2 separate regions of the Homo sapiens genome follow, and region 1 is linked to region 2. The links are chromatin contacts, found by Hi-C or POLR2A ChIA-PET in ENCODE. All regions are on one chromosome and are shown on one strand. The core of a region is the stretch at or near the end of the contact, and the rest is flanking DNA. Distances in the headings are between cores, read along the strand shown.

Evidence for each region. A loop is a pair of places that touch in the nucleus more often than their neighbours do. ChIA-PET counts read pairs that join two places held with the same protein, here RNA polymerase II (POLR2A). Pooled maps may share reads with other maps.
Region 1: a pooled map of ovary shows a loop between it and region 2 (2.2-fold over the local background). The contact joins two enhancer-like sites. A Hi-C loop is called at or near these places in 1 of 168 maps with a recorded cell type or tissue (chondrocyte) and 1 of 50 pooled maps. POLR2A ChIA-PET finds 5 or more read pairs at or near these places in 1 of 52 experiments (AG04450).

Annotation. Positions count from the first base shown.
Region 1 is chr6:139,739,524-139,745,696 of GRCh38, reverse strand. No RefSeq gene overlaps it. Among named protein-coding and RNA genes, the nearest start is that of FILNC1, 28 kb to the left of the region's middle. Within about 2 kb of position 1,921, at least 2 of the 41 ENCODE cell types and tissues checked have a DNase peak (open chromatin) inside an H3K27ac peak, as active enhancers do.
Region 2 is chr6:140,075,458-140,081,832 of GRCh38, reverse strand. All of the region lies in intron 1 of LINC02941 (long intergenic non-protein coding RNA 2941), which reads right to left. All of the region lies in intron 2 of LOC107986652 (a long non-coding RNA gene), which reads left to right. Among named protein-coding and RNA genes, the nearest start is that of LINC02941, 100 kb to the right of the region's middle. Within about 2 kb of position 2,437, at least 8 of the 41 ENCODE cell types and tissues checked have a DNase peak (open chromatin) inside an H3K27ac peak, as active enhancers do.

The sequences.
Region 1 (6,173 bases), core at 672-3,171, 340 kb after region 2:
GAAAGTTTTTAAAAAATTGTATTAAGATCACTAGCTTCTTTTTTTTCTGCAGTCTACTTAAAAAAAACTGGAGCAATATTAACTTATATCTATTTTTCTAGGGTAAGGGGGAGACATTCCCCATTTTCCATAGCTTTCCATATTTTGGAGAACGAAACAGATTTTGCAAACCAAATATACAAAATTCCTATGTTATAAAAATGAAATTTTCTGTTTAGATACTTAACATGAGTTAAAGAAAGTGAATGTTTTCCTACCATAACATTACCAATCTTGGGCTTCAATTCCATCATACTGGTGATGTGAAGATCCTGGATAGAGAAGATTTATAAATACAGTCAATAATTATACATTCTCTGTGATATATTTTTAAGGTAACACTATCTGTGCCAGGACCAGGTCTCCATTACTGTACTTTCTCTGAATATTGCTTTTAAAATCATTTTTGTGTTAATCAGTATTTTTCACAAGACTCAGATCATTTCTAGCTTTATACTTGTTAAGAGCTTTGAGGTATTTTTGTTGTCATTTTTATTGGTCTGTGATAATGTGTCCTTCCTCCCGTCTTATTTATACACCCTTTTGAACTCTGGCATCAAGGATAAGTGAAGTCATACAAGTGAAAATATTTCTGGAAGCCAATGTTATTAGAGCCTTAAATTTAAGTGACATGGTCCGATCGGTAGAAGAACTTAGGGTTTGAAAATATTATAAAACATCGTAACATTAGCACATCCTTCTCTGCTTCCCTTCCTCCTGTTTTTCATTCCCTGTAATTCATGAATGATGACATTAAGAATTAATCTTCTAAACAGAGCCTATTAACCGAAATATTACAGTTGGAAGAGGGTATCTCTGTTTCTATAACCTAGACACTCACTCATCAGATGTTTGTAGACAGGGTCACTTTTATAATTGTCAGTTGGAAAGTCGGCATGCCTTTTTCAGAGGTGGACTAATTTGTTTTGAAAACCAGATTTTGGAAGAGTCAAACTATAGGGCAGAAGCGAATCATTTGCAGGGCTGGGAATATTATTTTCTCCCCTGGGACCACTTTTATTTGCTTGTCCTACATCTTCTTGAGTGTCATATGGGATTCAGTTCATCTTTCTTCTCTTGTGAAGAATCTATGTTGAAATTTCAGTATAAAGGGAGATCAGTAGGAATTCAGTTGCTTTAAACCCAGAAAGCCATTGATTTGCTTATTTAATCTTGTTCAGATCAGTGTTTTTTAGAAAACAAAACTAATAGTAAAAAGAGTTTCAAGAGGATATTTTTCCTAGACCAGATTTAAATGAAAAAAACTCTTTTTTATTATTCTTAAAAGACAATCCTCTTTGCCATACTGCATCCAAGAAGCCACAATTTCTTCCTCAGCTAAGACATCGTCATATCTGCTTTGACTTGTCTTACAACGAAGCAAGTATTTGCAAAAGGATTAAGAGTATTCAAGACATTGTAAGAAGCATGAGCAGCTCTCCCATCACAGGCATTGACTTTGACACCCAGTTCCCTGGACTGTGCTATTATAAGTGGTGCCTTTTTCAAAGCCCTTTTCCATATCCATGCACAGGTGGAGAGGGAGTTAGGGTCTACTGTCATTTCCATTTCCTGCTCCCTGAGAAGCCTCTCCTTCTATCTTTTAGTCTCAGATTGAAATAGAAGACTCCCAAGTAGTAAAAAGCTCATTAGCAGAGAAAATTTCTATTTCCAAGACAGAATCTGTTTATTTCATGAGAGAAGAAATTGATGGTAGTTAATGTCTAATGGAGGAAATTGTCCTTTGGACTGGGCTACACCAAGGCTACTATAGGAATGAATCATACACCGGACTCCTACTTTTTTATATCTGCATACCTTTACAATGTGTTGCCTTTTCCTGACTAAGCAGATTGCTCAATGTTAACAATGTGAAGGAATGAAAACAAAAATCTATCCAAGGACAACAAGTGCCTTGTAGCAAGTTTGTATTACCAATGCCCAACAATGGGTACTGAATGGCTAGCACATAATATGTTTGTGAAATTAATTCCTTTTTTGATTTATTTAGTTTCTACAGACAAGAAATGAGGGGGCATTGACAAGGCCTCTTGAAAAGTAAGGCACCAAGAAAATAAGATTACCTTCTGCCACTTAAACTCAAAAAAAAGCAAAATAGGTCAAAACAAACAAACTTGAATTCCCCAATGGCTCACAGCCTTGCAAATCTAGTGCTAGCTCTCTCACACATTATATAATTTTAAAGAATTTGTATAACTTCCTTGAGACTTTCTTTTTCCATGTGTAAAATTAAGAGGTTAATCTAAAATATCTTTAAGCTCCTTCTCAATTCAAGCATACCATGTATCCAAAGCAGCTCCCATAAATGTCTTGACAAGTATTGTCCAACAGTAATTTTTCTGGGGAGTCTCTCCCTTTGAAGAGAATACATATAGGAGGCCAACAATTTCAGGGTGTCATACATTTCAGAGTACTATACTTCCCACCTCATGGGCTCAGTAATCTTTTCTACTATTCCATTTATATGCCTGCCCTCCCCTTCTAAGCATTTGGTTCTTTTTATGAATCAATTGAAGAGTTCAGAGGGGTAAAGTAACCTGTCCAAAGTCATACAAAGTACCTAGGGATGAGGTCTAGATTTTTGTTTTGTTTTCTTTCCCAAGTTTCTCCTTGTGTTAAATGTGACCTTATTAAATGGTGTCATATTTATCACCATGACAAGACTTTTTGGGTTCCTGCTGGGCACACAGTAAGTTACCAGACCCCATGAGAATTTATGTGGCTTACAAAAGGCATGACTCCCACACATGAGCTTTCAATCTAAAATAATCCCATCTGTTCGACCTTTTGAGTACAGTATGTAAACATCTCTTTGTCCTTCACTAAGTAAATAGTACCACTATATTTCAATTTAAATAGTCTTTACAGATGAAGAAACAGAGTTTCAAAAGAAGTCAATTAATTTGTCCAAAACCATATGTCTAGAAATTACTAAGACTAGCACTAGAATGCAAGGTCTTCTTTCTTCTTGTTCAATTTATTTTGACCTAAACTATTTTACTTCTGAGCTGCATGGTACAGGGAAAAAAAATCAAAATCCTGTACAACTCAAAACCTTTTCTCTTATACATTAAAAACAGACTTCCCAAGTCTCAGAGATAACAGAGCCATTTTAAATCTAGCACAGTGAGTATCACAATCTCTCCTGGATAAAACAAACGGTAGACTTCAATCATTAACGAGCATCTTCTATGGTTAGGCAAAGAAAAAGCTAGGATCCCTGAGGATCACAAGACAGGGTAAGCCATGAGCCCTGCCCTCCATTTGGAGAGACAATGCAAATGGACTTTTAAAAGGACAACTTGTAGTGTAAGATAGTAAGTGAATAGAAAGTGGCAACTCTCCAGACTCACTAACACACATATTTATTATGTTCTATATTTAAGTTACTGAGTGTAACAATGACTGCTGAACTTCTTTTAACAGTGTTAAGTAATCCCTAAGAGAAGACTGAAGAAAGAACCAAACCGAGGCAGGCAGATCACTTGAGGTCAGGAGCTCGAGACCAGCCTGGCCAACATAGAGAAACCCTGTCTCTACTGAAAATAAAAAAATTACCTGGGTGTAGTGGTGGGTGCATCCCAGCTAGTCAGGAAGCTGAGGCAGGAGAATTGCTTGAGCCCAGGAGGTGGAGGTTGCAGTGAGCCAAGATCACACCACTGCACTCCAGCCTGGGCAACAGAACGAGACTCCATCTCAAAAAAAAAAAAAAATTCTTGACAAAGGAGCATTATATAGTGTTCCATGGGTCTGCGCATGCACATGTGCATTTGCTCCCTCTTCTCACTATCACTGCTATTAATTAAATTACTTATCCTGTCAAGGATGCCAATATAGTAGCAGAATTGCCCAAACAGCACCTCATTATAGATGAGAAGGACCTTATTGGATTCTGCTATGGTTTGAATGTGTCTTCCAAATTTTATATATTGGAAACTTAAGCCTGAAATTTATTATGCTGATTGGAGGTGGAGACTTTGGGACGTATTTAGGACTAGATGAGGTCATCAGAGTGGGCCCCCCAGGATGGGACTGGTGGCTTTATAAGAAGAGAGACCTGAACTGACACACACGCTCTTGTTCTCTAGCCATGTGATGTCTTGATACAGCAAGAAGACCCTCACTAAATGTGGCCACCTTACCTTGCACTTTCTAGGCTCCAGAATCATGAGCTAAATAAACCTCTATCCTTTATAAATTACCCAGTCTGTGGTGTTCTGTTATAGCAACAGAAAATGGACTATGACAGATACTTAGTCCACACTTCTGCCTTTCCTTCAAACAGAATTATTTCCCTAACATCCCTCACATAGGTGCTGAGCCTCTGTTTGCATATTTCTATTGGAAGGAGGGTTATTCTTTCTCGAGCTACCACATTCCACTTGAGAAGCTAACTCTAACTATTAAAACATTTTTCCTTATGTATCAGAATTCTAAATTTTAGGACATGTGCTATGACAACCCTAGGATTCAGATGTGTCTCTCAAGCCAGTGGAAGTAGTAGAGTCAGGCTAACCCATGGAAGAGAGATTCAGGAAACAAAGGTTTGACTCAAAGACAATAAGATGGTGTCAGAGGGTGGGGCCAATTTGAATACACCACATCACATTGTCAGTTTTTCATATATTCCTCTAGCCGCCAGGCACTCAATACTGAGTTCTTTGACACAACATGTACACTGAAGAGAAGAAACAATAACGCAAATCTCTACATAAGATGTTAGGATCACAGGTTAATCCTAATCTACTGTATACAGCTTATATTGGGGTTTAGACACAAGTCGACTACAGGCAGCATATCAGGGCTAGAATTCTTCTTTGAGTAGACAGCAGGAGTAGCCTACAGCTGCATTTGGAAAGAAGGAAGTATGTCATGAAGTGGCTCTAGGTTTTTGATCAATCAGTGGCCTCAACCAATGATATTGCCACAGTGAATCAGAACTAGAGAGGAGACACATGCTGGACAGAACACAGAGAGTAGCTGAGAAGCCTCTTCCAAACATGAAACTTTGTCCAGAGGATTCTCAAAGCTATCTGAAATGAATCTGAGAAGATGAGACATTCTCAAGAGTAAGAGGGAGCTGAAGTAGGAAAATGTTTCACCACTGCATTCCAGCCAGGGCAACAGAGTGAGACCTCGTCTCTAAGAAAAAAGAGAAAGGAAGAAGAAGGAAGAAGGAAGGAAGGAAGGAAGGAAGGAAGGAAGGAAGGAAGGAAGGAAGGGATAAAGAAAGGAAAGCAAAGAAAGGAAAAGAAAAGAAAAGCCTTTGATTTAATATTTATATCCATCCACTGATCTGGGTGCTGTCTTCTGAAGAAAACAGTCTTTGTGGGCTGCTTCTTCCTCCCTAGAGTAGCTCCTCAGAGGTTGGAAAGCACGTATTAGGAACGCCACTGAATCTTCATCTTGACCTCAGGTAGCCTAGTGTCCAATTTCCTCCCCAGCCTATTCTTCATCCTCTGGGAAGTCTAGTTTCTCAATGTTTCCAACACTGTAGATGTTCTTTGGCTTCTAGTAAAAATAATTCCTATACCATGGTGCTCTCCTGAGATTTCAAGACTCCTACACACTGAAACAGCCCTCATTTTCCCAAGATTTGACAAGGAACATCATCTCATCATCACCCTGAAGAGCCCCTGAAGGACATGGGGCAAGGTAGCCAAAAGTCCAATATGCCATGTGAATTAATGCTCTGGAGCCCAGCTTACTGCCATCCTAATGCAAATGTTATAATAAAATATTAAACTGTATGTGTAATTGATGCTTACTTTATAGTAAGTCAGGGTCTTGCTTGTTTGAATAAAATTCATTATTTACAATTTTCTACTAGAAGTGATTTCTTTGTTGATATCTCCCCTAATTGTTCAAACCGTATAACACATTTTCCTAGGGAGCATTTAAATAATTACAATATTCCTCTTGGTTTAGAGTTAGCATCTAGGTTTCTGATAGACAGTGTTATAAATATTCTTTTTTGCATAATGAAAAATGCCTACATCTATGTTATTCAGAGATATTTATAGACAGATATATTTAGTCTAAGTCATGTTCTACCCATTATAGTAAGGAACCCAAGTTCTAGATCTTGCATATCTGAATTCTACTACCATTTA
Region 2 (6,375 bases), core at 1,188-3,687:
ATTTTAAGAAAAGCCTACTTACAAATATGTAATTAGAAGTTCATAAATTAAGGTGTGATGAATTTCATAAAATGAGTCACAGAATTATTAAATACTGGACCTGAGAGAAACCTGAGAAATAGCTGGTCCAATCCTCTGGTTTTGCAGAAGAGGAAACCACAACCAGAGAAGTTAATTGATTTGCTTAGGGGCATATAGTTGCAATTTTTTAATGTAAAGCACTCTTGTGCACTTCAAATAATTACACTTTTAAAATTTTACTTTCATACTGTGTTTAAAAAAACTAATATTAAATAATCTATTTTATGAACAATTACATAAAGTTGAAGATGATTATTTTTATATGTGTGGGGTTTTGTACACGAGGCATGGTTTTATCTTCACAATCATTTCTCAACTACACTGTAGTTTTGTGTGTGCATCATACTTCACAAGCACACAAAGTTTAGCTCTACTCTGGGGTTTTTGAATGGCTGTTCTAGGTGGAGATCCTGGAACACATCTGCATCTTAACAAGATTCAACATCTGAACCTGTAAAACTTTAGACAGAATTCAACCTGATACCATTAAGGAAAGAACCACCAGAATAGATATTTCAACATCTTAATGAGTCTAGAATTGAAGCAAGCCTTGTAGAAGGGAAAATCCTCCCCAATTAAACCTAGTCTTTGAAAAGGTGGTTAGATATTTCAGAAGATGAAAATAGCATCCATAATAAGTTATCTGAATTTAGGCAAGAATTAGGAAGAAAAAACAATTCTCAGTTCTTCTTCCTAAATTTGTCTCTCCCATCTTCCCCATAAGGAGCCCCGCTCTTCCCACAGGGACCAAGGTAACTATTTGATAATTCCTTCTTTGCAGCTATTTCCTGATGAGCTAGATGGAGAATTCACAGATTAATGCCAACCTCTTCAAATAACTGTATATGATGAAAAGGAAACACTGGCATGGTTTGTCCATGTGGCAGGTTTTTAATATTTATTCAAAAAATATATACTGGAAGGAGAAAACAGATATGGGAAACTAAGATGTATCATTCATATAAGAATACAATTTTGTCTATTAATGACCACAGTGTGTGATATTTAATTGGTCTTCAGAATAATTGCATATCAAACCATCTAAATCTGATAACATGTTTGGTCAATAATGATCTCCACATAGGTTATTGAATTTTTGCCCAGCTGGCACTGGTTGAGGCCCAGGGAAGCTCTAAGTTTAAAAGAACTTGAGGAACAAAAAAGAATAAAAATTAGGTACAAGCCTTTTAAAATTTATGTTGATCCCAAGTTCACTATTTTGCCATTTGGGTAACAGTTATATATTTTGTGGAGCTCCCATGATATCTTAGACATAAACCCACACGAAGTAGATATTCAGTATCTATGACTTAGGGGATTGGCTGATCTATTTCATCTCTTTCCTTCTAATGGTTGTTCAATAAGTCATACAGTAACTACTGTAGTTGCTGTATTGAAGTAGTCAAGTGAAAAAGAATATTTTTTTCTCCCTTGAACAGTATTTTCTGCTAACACAGCACACTTGTAAAAGCCCTTGAATATTTCAGCATAGGCATCAGATAAACATATAAATAACTAGATAAATAACTGACAAAATGCTGCAAATTATTTGGCGATAAATATAAGCACACCACAAATTACAAGGTTAATGCTTAACATCTTTTAGAAAATGCTTCTAAACTAAGGCTGTATTGTTAACATGAGATTACGGAAAAGGATTTTGTAATACTTAAAAGTTCTTGGACTGTTGGACAGTGAGTATTTTCTAATTGCTGAGCAAAAATAACAATATGGCATGATTCAATTCTGTAAGATTGAATGATTAAAAAAATCAAAATCAAAGGCTCTTCTGTTTGTACTATGAAGCATTTGGAGTTAAATTGTAAATAAGGACTGGAAAGAACGCATACAATTTAAGTAGCAGTCAGGACCAGTGGAGTATAATTTTTGGAATGCTTAAAATGATTATGAGATTGAGTAAGAAAATCGTAATGCCCAATTTTCTCTGAAAAAAAAAAAGTTATAGATGCCCTAAACAAGACACCAATGGTTGATAAAAAGGCAAAAATAAAAAATTTGGTCCCTGAATGATGACAAGTCAATGCAAATAGTGTGCTTTCCATTGGAAGCACAATTCCATATGTTCGTAGGCCAGCTCTGTCAGGCCCATTGGCAGGCCGTCCTGCTGTGCTCATCCTCAGTATGACACTCACCAGGCAGAGATGATGATGTATAGAAGCCAGGAAAATTTCCACTACGTGTCATGATCATGAGAGGCATAGCCTAGCTGCTGCTGAATGGTGGCAGCAGAAAATTCAGTCAACATATTTTAACCTTCAGAGTTATTCAGGCACATTCTGATCTCACCAAATGAGCTGATAAGAGTGAAGTACAAACTTGGCGTCAAACAGCTGTTTCCAAACAACCAATGGGAGGCAAGGCAAAGGAGTGCTTTCTTTCCGTTTTTAGGTACAGTCAGTGCTTTTCAAGGCTAAAACTTCAACAACAGTTTTTCCATTGCATAAAACAAAAACAGCTAACCTTTTAAATGTATAGGAACACAGTGGGGTAATAAAAATAAAAGGAAGAAGAGAAGAAGAAAAAGAATAAATGGAAGAATAACTTAAATGTTATAGGGTAAAACCAGCCAGGTTCTAAAGACAAAGCACTCTATGAACATTAGATTATGCAGTTGATTCGACCCTAATTCAAGTCAAGCTGGTTCAAATGTTTCACTTGAAATTTTTTTGTCCTTTTTTGCTTGTTGCTTATCCTGAAATCTGATCTACTTGTAGGTTTAATGCAGGGGACGGGCAAAAATCTGACCTATCCTTAGTATTGTAAGGGATTGCACTAAATGTGGGAGTAAGAGCAATAATTCCACAGCTTCCTTCTTGGAAACAGGCCCAGCTTGAAGAAATAAAAATAGAAGTGTCTGAATGCAACTAAAAAGCTCAGCCACATGGAATTTAAATGCCAATTCCCTTTAGCCTTTTTTTTTTATTTTTTTAGTCATCAAAATTCCTAAGCCCACAAATTCAAAAACTCTTACAGTCCAGCATCTTTTCTGGTAACCCATCACTTGAAGTCACATTGATCCAAAATGACTGCATATTGAATAGCTTCAACCCAGCTGTCCTCATACTTTTAAAAAATTATTAAGTTTAAAATGTAGATAAATAAATACATATGCCAAAGGGCACTAGAGTTCCAGGACAGGACTCGTTTAGTTGATGTTCATCCTTATGATTCCAGAATACACTTATATTAAGTTTTTTACGTTCTAAAAAAACACATTTTAAATTGAAACAAAAAAATTCCTAATATTTTTGCCAACCTCTGTTTCTAATTTGCCCAAGGGCCCTGTTTAGCATATTTGCAGTATCATATATTCAAAGTGGAAGAACGGGAAACAAAAAACAGATTTAGGAAACCAAGATTTACCACTAGTATGAGATGATAATTTGGTGTATCTCATGATGACTACATACATTAATTGTTTTTATGAGTGCTTCCATATTTTAAATTGTCTTCTGGATGGTAGATATATCAACATTCTCGGAAAAATTGAATTTCTCTGTCACTCTGCTGTTCATTGATCTTTTGTCTGCATGTGGTCTTTTTGAAATTAAGTGAAACTCTTTGTTTAAAAGAGATACTTAGGGTGCAAAGAGGAATAAGAATCTGGCCTAGGCCATTTAAACCCATGTTTATCCAGTATTCATCATTTTCTCCTCTAACATATGAACGTAGTTTCCAAAACCACAAATCTCACAAGTGTTTAGATCCAGACTTGTAAACAGGTTTGATTTCCTTTTACTGAGCGTCTTCCTTCCTCTTCTCTTATTGCATTCAGCTGGCTCTAATTCCTTCTGGTGTACTTAAAGAAATGAAATATTTTGTCTGAATTAAGAATAATCATGTGTTTGAGAAGATCAATCCTGAAACAATAGAAAAGTGAATTGTTTCCAATGGATCTGTTTACAATGACTGAGCAACTAGGATTTGGATGAATAAATAAAAAGACCAGTAATTTTATTGAGTTATATTGTTCAATTTCAATTGTGTCTCTTAACATAAACAGCTTAGTGATTGATGTATTATTGAATATTCGTGGAGTGTGCCTGTAATGAATATGTTTATGAGTGACCCTCTGAGAGTAAATCAATGTTAGAAAGAGACCTCTGTTTTTTAGGAGTTTAGATGATTGCAAATCAAACTTTCAAATGTCCAGATTTTAACACCTAGTACTTTGAAATTTAGAGGGAAAATTAAAAGTACCCAAAAAGCAAACGAGCCAGTGAATTATGGGAAAGAAAAAAAGAAAACATTTTTTTTTTCTTTTTTCAGACAGTGTCTTGCTTTGTCACCCAGGCTGGAGTGCAGTAGTACAATCACAGCTCTCTGCAGCCTCGTGCTCCTAGGCTCAATCTGTCCTCCCACCTCAGCAGCTGGGACTACAGGCATGCAGGACCACACCCAGTTGATTTTATTGTTTTTGTTATTGTTGTTGTTTTGTTTTTGTTTTTATTTTTTCGTAGAGATGGGGTCTCACTCTGTTGCCCTGGTGTGTCTTGAATTTCTGGCCTCAAGAGAGCCTCCTACCTCAGCCTCCCAAAGTGTTGGGATTACATGTGTGAGCCACCACATCCAGCCAGAATTCTTATTAACCTTTTTCAGTATCTGAGGCCATTATTTGGAAGCATCCTTAAGAAAATGACCAAAACATCACCATGACAGAGTCAAACACACTAGTGTCTTAAACAAATCATGCTCTTTTCTTTTAAAATTATGCAACTATTAATAGGCATGTAATTCTACTTATTATTCTCCCTAGTGGATAATTTATCTCTGTGAAAATGCTCCTCCTAGTAAGGTATTGAACTACATTTTGTCTTGAGCTTCATAGATGTCCAAGTATCTGAATTGATTGATGAGGCAAGGATATTCAATTGCAGAATCCCTCACTTCTATACAATTCATGATCTCCCTCAATTACTCTATTTTCTAAATGCTTATGACCTGGTCCAAGGAACTCGTAAGTCTTAGAAACGTATCTTCCACCATTCTTGGAATCGCTGCCCACAAAAATCATACACAAATGGGATGCTTCAATAATTTCTAAGTGGGGGAATGCCTAGGAAATGCAATAGACTGTTATCCTCAATCAGGAGGATATACAATCTGTTGATACAGCCTGGGGTTAGACAAGTAATGTCTCTATGACAAGGTGCTAAACTATGCTCTATCTTCCAATAGTACCTCTTCCTTCTCACATCTTCCAACTGGTATCTCTTCCCAGATTCTCTACTTATTCTCTTTTTTTCTATATACCCATATATACAGAAATATCTTTCAATCATATGTGTACAACTCCAAAATTCTTATTTCAAGATTAAATTATTTCTCAAGCTTATTCCTGTCTTACGTTTTCAACTGCCTGCTACTTTCCCCCCAAAATCCACATTCTGTTAAACCAGATGTCCTTCCTGACTTCTTTATTTCTATGTATGTGCCAAAATTCCCCTAGTCAGCTTAAAATTCAGTCATCTTTTTCCATTTCCTGTCTTCATCAATTCACTACTATCACCTTACATTTACATTTTGCTCCACAATTTTCAAACTGTTTCTATCTATATATTTTTATTTAATTGTAATAAATATGTGAAGTATGGGGAAATAATGCCTAGGTACTTGCTAATAGTAGTCCAGTTCATGAACCAGTAGCATGGCTGTCACCTGCGAGACTTTCAGAAATACAGAAGCTCAGCCTCCATCCCAGACCAACTGAATCAGAATCTGCAATTTAACAAGATCCCTGAGCAAATGATACATTATGGTGTTTTAAGTATTAATCTATTACTTGGAAAAGGTAATAGATTTGCTTAAGATATCACAGGCAGTAAGTGGAAGAACCAAAATCGAAAACAAAATATTCTAGCTTTCCAAGCCCAAATACAACGTTATTACAGGTGTGGTCCTCAGACCAGCAGCATCGGCATCATCTTGGGAGCTGGCTTAGTAAAATACAAATGCTTGGGGCTTGCCTCAGACCTCTAAATCAGAATCTCTGGGGGTAGGGGCCAAGGAATCAGTCTGTTTGCAAGTTCTGTTGATAATTCTTACATATGTTAAAGCTTGGGAAGCACTACTTTAATGTAAAATATATCTACTGAGTTCAATTAGGTGCCACTTTGTCTGCCATCATTCCTTCTTTTCTATGTCCTTTTCCACCTTCATATCTAATTAATGATTCCCTTTTAGGAAATAAGCTAATAGCCGTCTTCTTCTTTAACCAACCAATCCAGGTATCTCTCTCTCTCTAAATCATCTCTTATGCATTCATTCATTCAA